Linked DNA regions of Homo sapiens: region 1 is linked to region 2. Evidence: chromatin loops called from intact Hi-C (ENCODE). Cell type or tissue: B cell. All regions are shown on one strand. Each heading gives the region's core, and the rest is flanking DNA. Links, peaks and the distances in the headings are about the cores only.

Region 1 (4,335 bases), core at 336-4,335, 250 kb after region 2:
TGGGATTACAGGCGTGAGCCACCACACCCAGCCTATTTCTTATAATAGCATATGGGTCTACTATAAATCAATAAAAATACCAAACAATGAATACATTACTTACAGGTACATGATGGCTTCCTCTGAGGAACAGAGGAGAAAATATATTTTAGGAGAGGACTTGAGCCCAGAAGTTTGAGCTCACATAGTGAGACCCTGGTCTCTACAAAAAATAAAAAGAAAACTAGTTGGGTATGGTGGTGCATGCCTGTAGCCCCAGCTACTGGGGAGGCCGAAACAGGAGGGTTGCTTGAACCCAGGAGGTCAAGGCTGCTCTGAGCTGTGATTTCACCACTGCACTCCAGCCTGGCTGAAAGAGCAAGACTCTCAAAACGAAAAAAAAAAGGTGAGGCAGCCAGGCACGGTGGCTCACACCTGTAATCCCAGCACTTTGGGAGGCCGAGGTGGGAGGATCACGAGGTCAGGAGATCGAGACCATCCTGGCTAACACAGTGAAACCCCGTCTCTACTAAAATACAAAAAATTAGCCGGGCGTGGTGGTGGGCACCTGTAGTCCCAGCTACTTGGGAGGCTGAGGCAGGAGAATGGCGTGAACCTGGGAGGCGGAGCTTGCAGTGAGCTGAGATTGCGCCACTGCACTCCAGCCTGGGCTGGACTCCGTCTCAAAAAAAAAAAAAAAAAAAAAAACAGAAAAAAATTAGCCAAGTATGGTGGCTCACACCTGTAGCCACAAGTACTCAGGAGGCTGAGTTCAGAGGATCTCTTGAGCCTGGGAGGTGGAGGCTGCAGTGAGCCGAGATCACACCACTGTACGCCAGCCTGGGCGACAGAGATTGAGACTCCGTCTCAAAAAAAAAAAAAAAAAAAAGAAAAAAGGAATAGGGAAATAGGGAGCATCTGATTCCTGTCCATGCCTCACTCCTCTACATTTGAAGAAGCCAAGCATCATAGGGCAGAAAGTCAAATAAGTCTTTGAACAGGGTGTGTTGCTCACCTGTAATCCAGCCATGGGAGCCTGAGGTAGGAGAATTACTTGAGGCCAGAAGTTCAAGACCAGCTGGGGCAACATAGCTAGACACCCTCCGCCCCCACCATCTCCACAAAACAATAATAATAAGAGCCTTTGGGCTGGGCGCAGTGGCTCACGCCTGTAATCCCAGCACTTTGGGAGGCCGAGGCTGACGGATCACCTGAGGTCAGGAGTTTGAGACCAGCCTGGCTAACACGGCGAAACCTGTTTCTAATAAAAATACAAAAATTAGTCAGGCTTCGTGGTGGGCGCCTGTAGTCCTCAATCCTCAGGAGGCTGAGACAGGAGAATCGCTTGAACCTAGGAGGTGGAGATTGCAGGGAGCCAAGATAGCACCACTGCACTCCAGCTTGGGCGACAGAGCAAGATGCTGTCTCAAAAAAAAAAAAAAAAAAAGAAAAAAAAAAGAGCCTTTGGCTGAAGGCAGTAGGCGGCAGGGAAAACCAGGAGGAAACCAGCATGGTCAAACGAGACAGGGAAGTTCAGATGATTTGGGGCCACACTGGATTCTTTTTTTTTTTTTTTTTTGCTCATTTTATTTTCTTTTGCTTTGTTTTGTTGAGATGGAGTCTTGCTCTGTCACCCAGGCTGGAGTGCAGTGGTGTGATCTCGGCTCACTGCAACCTCCACCTCCCAGGTTGAAGCAATTCTCCTGTGTCAGCCTCCCAAGTAGCTGGAATTACAGGCGTGTGCCACCACAGCCAGCTAAGTTTTGTATTTTTAGTACATGGGGTTTCGCCATATTAGCCAGGCTGGTCTGGAACTCCTGACCTCAGGTGATCTGCCCGCTTCGGCCTCCCAGTGTTGAGATTACAGGCGTGAGCCACCACGCCTGGCCCACACTGGACCCTTTGAATCCATGGATGCCTCTTTGCGTCTCCAAGTGCCCTGCGAGATTGGACATAGACCGGTTTATGTAGAACATCCTGGAGAAATTACTGAGATACTGAGAAACTTGCTGGAGAGAAAGCTGCTTTTTCGGCTTCCTACTATGTAAGGAATTTAAAAAAGAAACTAAGTAAAAAAAGCAAGCCTAGTTCACACACTGAAAAGGGCGGGCTAAGATCGCCATCTGTAGGTGAATCGTTTCTTCTGCCAACTCGAATTCTGTCCACAGTTCCTGACACCTAAATGGGTCCAAGCTACCTAGCTCCCCCTCTAGCCTGCACGCTCCACCCAGGAAGGACAAGGCAGAGGCTCTGGCGAGTACAGTATCTTTTTCTTTTCTTTCTTTCTTTTTTTTTTTTTTTTTTTTGAGACAGAGTCTCGCTCTGTCGCCCAGGCTGGAGTGCAGTGGCGCGATCTCGGCTCACTGCAAGCTCCGCCTTCCGGGTTCACGCCATTCTCCTGCCTCAGCCTCCCGAGTAGCTGGGACTACAGGCGCCCGCCACCAGGCCCGGCTAATTTTTTTGTATTTTCAGTAGAGATGGGGTTTCACCGTGTTAGCCAGGATGGTCTTGATCTCCTGACCTTGTGATCCACCCGCCTCAGCCTCCCAAAGTGCTGGGATTACAGGCGTGAGCCACCGTGCCCGGCCCAGTATCTTTTTCAGGGTTACCCAGCCAGTGGCCAGGCGCGGTGGCTCACACCTGTAATTCCAGCACTCTGAGAGGCGGGCGGATCACCTGAGGTCAGGAGTTCAAGGCCAGCTGGCCAACATGGTAAAACCCCATCTCCACTAAAAATTAAAAAAAAAAAATTAGACGGGCATAGTGGTGTGCGCCTGTAATCTCAGCTACTGGGGAGGCTGAGGCAGAAGAATCATTTGAACCCGGGAGGCGGAGTTACAGTGAGCAGAGATTGTGCCACTGCACTCCAGCCTGGGCAACACAGTGAGACTCTGTCTCAAAAAAAAAAAAAAAAAAAAAAATAGGCTACCCACAAGTTAGCAAGAGAACTACAACCAAAAAATCATGACTTTCAATTTTTTTTTCTTTAAAAAAATTGTAAAAAAGCCTGGTGAGGTGGCTTACACCTGCAATACCAGCTACTCAGGAGGCTGAGGCAGGAGAACTGCTTGAACCTGGGAGGTGGAGGTTGCAGTGAGCCGAGATCACACCACTGCACTCCAGCCTGGGTGACAGAGTGAGGCTCCGTCTCAAAAACAAAAAAAAAAAAAGTAAAAAAAATGCGTAATATTATAGTAAAGTGTACATAACATAAAATGTACCATCTTAACCACGTTAAAGCATATGGTATATTGGCATAAAGCATGTTCACACTGACGCAGCCATCACCACCACTATCTCCCAAATTATTTTCCTTTTTTAAGTGTTATATTTTTAAATTTGTTATATTTTTAGTTTATTTTTTTCACCCTACCCCCTATATTTTTAATTTAACTTTTTTTTTTTTGAGACAGTTTATCACTCTGTCACTCAGGCTAGAGTGCAGTGGTGTGATCTCGGCTCACTGCAATCTCTACCCCCACCCCATGTTCAAGCGATTCTCCTGCCTCAGCCTCCCAAGAAGCTGGGACTACAGGAGCACGCCCCCACACACAACTAATTTTTTGTAAAGATGAGATTTCACCATGTTGTCTAGGCTGATGTTGAACTCCTGCCTTCAAGAGATCTGCCCACCTCAGCTCCCAAAGTGTTGGGATTACAGGCGTGAGCCACCGCGCCTGGCCAATTTAGCTTTTCTTAAGACAAGGTCTCACTCTGTTGCCCAGGCTGGAGTGCAGTGGCTCGATCCTGGCTCACTGCAGCCTCAACCTTCCAGGCTCAAGCTATCCTCCTGCCTCAGCCTCCTGTGACAGGTCCTGAATGTCCACAAACCCACCCAGGCTGGCCCATGGTGGACAGGTGGTGAGGTCAGAGTCTCAGTCCTCTCCAGCCCAGCATGAGGCTCCCAGGCTACACCCGGAGCCACCCCACTAGAGATCTCACCTGCCTGGGCCCTGGAAGGGTCACCCTGGATCTCTACCACCCGGTTCATGGCTCCCAGGCTCAGGGACTGGACACTTCCCGGCTCTGAACCTCTTCCTCAAAGACATGAAATCCCCACGCTCAGAACCTGGTTGGCCTACTTGGAAATACTTCTCATTCTGTTAAGATAAACCCACAGGAAAATAAAGGCACAGCTTTCCTACATTATCTCATCCAAACTCCCCCAAGCCTGCGAGGTAAGAAAACTGAGGCCTAGAGACGTTGAGGCTCTCTTGATAGCAAGGGAGGGGTTAGTCTCGGCCCAGTCTCCGGGCTCAGGCAGCCTCTCTCCCCAGCCAGGTCAGGCTTCCCCAAGGGGCCGTGTGGCGGAACATTTTTCATTTTCATAGTTATGAACCAATGTTAATATCAATA
Region 2 (4,387 bases), core at 285-4,284:
AATGACCTTGAGTCTTTGAGGCCCCAGGACTGGGGCTGACTGCACAGCGCCGTCCTCTGCCAAAGCCCCGTAGCACCAGAGCGCCAGTCACACACCAGGCCTCTGCGCAGAAGGCGCATGGCAAACACCCTCCGTCCACAGATGAGGCCTGCGCAGCACACGCCACGGGGACCCAGGTGCTCAGTCCAGACAGGAACAAGAGACCTCGGGCCCTAAACCCTGTGACAACCAGACACAAAGTGGGCAAGAGTCCCTCCCACTCACCGCAGAGATCCAAATAGCCAGGGTCCCTCTCCCCTGCTGCCTGGGGTCCCACCAACCATGCCGTACGCAGCAGCAGTCACCCAAGCCATCATGTGTATGGTCTCTTGCCTGGTTAACAAGTCAGGAAGGCTACGCTAAGGACGGCCCCCTCAAACAAATGGGCAGGGAGCACAGCACGGCAGACACGTCCATCCAGCACAGCCCTGGTCACGGAGGACACGGCACATGCAAGAGCCGCCTGCTGCCACTGCTCCAGGAGGCCCAAGGGAGCGCACTACCACACCCGATAGCTGCCCGGCATGAGCCAGAGGCAATGAAGATCTACACACCACAGGGCTCACACCACACGCCAGGCATCACGCACCAAGGCCCGGCGTCCCCAGAGGTGGGCCCAAGGGGAAATGGAGGAACAGAAGGAAAGCCCCTGGAGGGCCAAATAAAGGGGTCAGAAAAGACGCTACTCGAACTGGACCTCAAAGGCTGAGCTGGAATTTGCTAAGCCAAGAGGGCAGGTGGGAATTCTTATAGAGGAAACAACAGGAAGGTGCCGGAATGTCTGGGGATGGAGGGCACCCTGGCATGGACACGGAGGCCTCCTGACACGATGGGTGGCAAGGGTGACAGAAACACAAGTGACCCCAGTGCACGTGGCTGAAGAGGGTGAGCTTCACTGAGGCTCCTAAGCGCAGTGGTAGCACAGCCTCCCATGGTCCAGGAAGGAGCATCCCCCAACGCACCGCTAACACTGGTGACCAGACTCCACCCCGACCGCCAGGTCAACATGCAGCAGCCACAGCCTGTCTCACCTGGACCCACAGCCCCGCCTGCCCTGTGCACTCCGGCGCCCGGCCCACTGTGGAGGGTGCAGGTCAGGTGCTCGCTCTGTTCCTCAACAGGAGTTGTTTCCCGCAGCCCCTGCCGCCTTGGCTTCGTTAGCATTCAACAGCAATTTATTCCTCTCTCGCTGCCTTCTTTTGTGCAGCAGAGATAAGTAATGTTTCTAATCTGTGCTATCTCCCAGCTGCAAATGTTCAAGCACTTTTTTCTTTTTATTTAAAAAAATGAAATCTCATTTTAGATTTGCAAAAGAGACAGCTAGCAATCTTTACTGTACTAACAACCCGCCACCCAGAGGCCAGGCGGGAGCGTGGACGGAAGTGAGCGCATCGGGCTGGGAGACAGCCGAATCTCAGAAGTCAGCACTGGGAGATTCATTTCTCTTCTCTTCAAAAAACCCATTAGACGTGGTTCAGAAGAGGTACTCCTACCCGAGACCCAGGAAGCACCCGGGCCGTGGCTTCCTGTGAACAGTCCTCAGGCGTGAGCTCTCAACCCTGCAGGGAGGAGCCCCTGGTAGGCCATTCTGGCCATGAAACTATCCCCAGTGGGACTGGCTGCCGACTGTGAGGAGTCACCTCCCACCAGCCCAGCCCTCGATGCCCCAGGCATGACTCAGAAGAACCAGCACCAATGCTCTTGGTGTCATCTGGGCTAACCTAGCACATGGATTTTCAAACTTCTCACAGCTCAAGCCAAGGGGCTGGCTGTGAGCTCCTTACAGGTAGAGGTCATTCCTTACACTTCGCCCCCAGCCACACAAAGCCCAAAACCGTCTCAGGGACATGGGCATTTAATAACTACCTGTTGATGGATAAGGACATAGGTGAGAAGCAAATCCCAGGCAACCATTGAGGTTTGAGAGACAGGTGCACACTGCTTTACGACGGCCAGCGCAGTCAGCTGCAAGTACTTTCTGTTCCAGACCAGCAGGGAAAATGAGGAGGAAAAGGTCTCAAAGCCCAGCCTGTTTCTGAGCAGAGCTAGGAATCCCAGCTGACTAGATCTCCGCGTTCTCCTTTACTCTTGAAACTCTATGGCAGAAAGCACGGCCTTTTGACCTTGAGCCTTCTGACAGATAGTAAGAAGCATGCCACAGCCAGGCGCTTCTGAGCGTGAAGCACCTGCTTCCTGGAGGGGGTGCCACACTCCAGACATTACAATGCTGGTGCCTTGCTCTGTGGTACTGCCGCTTTGCTTCTGCTTTACCCTACCCACCTGCCCACCCGGCGCGTCTGCCTCGTCCTGGCAGGACAAGCCCTGAGCGGGCCCTGCACCATCTGCAGGCCTCCTGACACCTGAGAGCAGAGATGCTGTCCGTGTCCTGGGCCCTGGCTGCAAACCGGAAGGCGTCCTTGGAAACGGCCGCACTGGGCCAGCACACAGCAAGCAGGGAGAGTGGGAGCCGCGTCCACCCAAGCCCCAGGTCCTGGCCGCAAATCATCACTTCATCTTGGCAGCTCATTCTGTTTTTATCATCAGTTTTAAATAATTAAGCTGGCCCTGAAGGGGGTTGGAGGGTGGGAGGGGAACAGCTCGTTGCCCAAGGCCAAGCCCCAGCGACTGGAGGCGCGGCTCCAGCATGACTCCTGTCGGGAGGGGCGCAGGGGCCTCCAGTGCCCCCCACCTCCACTCTGCAGACACGCCTGACAACTTGACGTTGGTGTTAAAGTCGTATCATTTCTGTAACAGTGCAGTTATTAACGAAGCCTCATTTGCACGTGTCAGGGGAAGAGAAAAATCACCTAATTAACCACTTTCCCCATCAGCAAGAGGATGGGGGGAGTGCTGCCAATTTGTTTTCAACGGCTTCCTTCCCACCCTCAGAAACTTGCTCCCCTTCAATGGGAAAAAACTCATAATCCTTTGTCACAAGGGACTGGAAAAACCCTAGTTTCCACTGTGGGAACATTCATACACCAAAGAGGATGCGGGCTTTTGTGCTATGGGGTCTGCCCTGGGGGGAAGGGCCACAGCCACTGTGCCTGGCGCGAGACTGGGGCTCCACTCCTAAAGGGTCTCCATTCAGGTGGGTGGCATGAGACTGGGGCTCCACTCCTAAAGGGTCTCCATCCAGGTGGGTGGCATGAGACTGGGGCTCCACTCCTAAAGGGTCTCCATCCAGGTGGGTGGCATGAGACTGGGGCTCCACTCCTAAAGGGTCTCCATCCAGGTGGGTGGCATGAGACTGGGGCTCCACTCCTAAAGGGTCTCCATCCAGGTGGGTGGCATGAGACTGGGGCTCCACTCCTAAAGGGTCTCCATCCAGGTGGGTGGCAGGAGACTGGGGCTCCACTCCTAAAGGGTCTCCATCCGGGTGCCTGGCGTGAGACTGGGGCTCCATTCCTAAAGGGCCTCCATCCAGGAGGCTGTGCACCTGGACCCTGAGAGCCAGTAAAGAACAAAGACGCTTCTTCCCTCAACTTACCAAAGTGAGCAGCCTCTATGCTGCCACCCACCAGACTACCGGCTCCATGCTCACCAAAGTGAACAGCTTCTATGCTGCTCACCCACTAGACTGTTGGCTCCGTGCACACAGGGCCACAGCTGTCTCAGTCACCATCACAGCCCAAGCTGGCCCACGCCTGACACATGCTGGATAAACACATACCAGGCAGGAGAAGGAGGAGTGCAGTCCAGTGCACACAGGGGGCTCTGCAGCTGGGAAGACCCTGACTGGAGGTCTGAATCTGCCATGGGTGGGAGTGGGCAGATCACACAGCCTCGCTGACCTTGGACCCTCCTGTCTGACTCAGGACTGAGTCTCCCCAGCAGAAGAGGCTGAGAGCACAGGATAAGGTGAAAACGCAGGCTAGGTCCTGGCACCAGTCACAGGGCAGACTCTCAACAGATGCCAAGTCCTGCCACTGCACCCACCATCATCACCAACACTGCCACTGTCACCACAACCACCATCACCACCGTCACCGTCACCACCGCCACCGTCGCCACCGCCACCACCACCACCGCCACTGTCACCATCACCACCATCACTATCACCACCACCACCGCCACTGTCACCATCACCACCGTCACCATCACCGCCGTCACCATCACCATCACCACCGCCACCATCACCACCGTCACTATCACCACCGTCACCATCACCACCACCATCACTAGCACTCTCACCATGTCACCATCACCACTGTCACCCTCACCACCACTGCTACTGTCACCACTCACCACCACTGCTACTGTCACCACTCACCACTGTCACCAATAACCACCATCACCACCATTCTCACGTCACCATCACCACCACCGTCACCATCACAACTGTCAC

Evidence for each region. Hi-C counts contacts between places; a loop is a spot of excess contacts. Peaks named below come from ENCODE experiments on the same cell type or tissue, not always from the same donor. Only the 100,000 strongest peaks of a DNase experiment are listed, where the experiment ranks them.
Region 1: a loop joins it to region 2, with 23 times the contacts of the local background. A loop is called at or near these places in 14 of 110 quality-filtered maps.

Annotation. Positions count from the first base shown.
Region 1 is chr7:2,346,074-2,350,408 of GRCh38, forward strand. It overlaps a transcript of SNX8 not described here. Among named protein-coding and RNA genes, the nearest start is that of EIF3B, 6.6 kb to the right of the region's middle. In B cell, for the core only: CTCF peaks have their summits at 2,107 and 2,307; a DNase peak (open chromatin) is centred at 2,098; H3K27ac peaks cover 370 bases.
Region 2 is chr7:2,098,177-2,102,563 of GRCh38, forward strand. The region is part of intron 11 of MAD1L1 (mitotic arrest deficient 1 like 1); the gene reads right to left. Among named protein-coding and RNA genes, the nearest start is that of SNORA114, 11 kb to the left of the region's middle. RefSeq lists an enhancer at 2,283-2,332. In B cell, for the core only: CTCF peaks have their summits at 1,374 (motif pointing left) and 2,259 (motif pointing right); DNase peaks (open chromatin) are centred at 1,625 and 2,245; H3K4me3 peaks cover 1,383 bases; H3K27ac peaks cover 2,559 bases.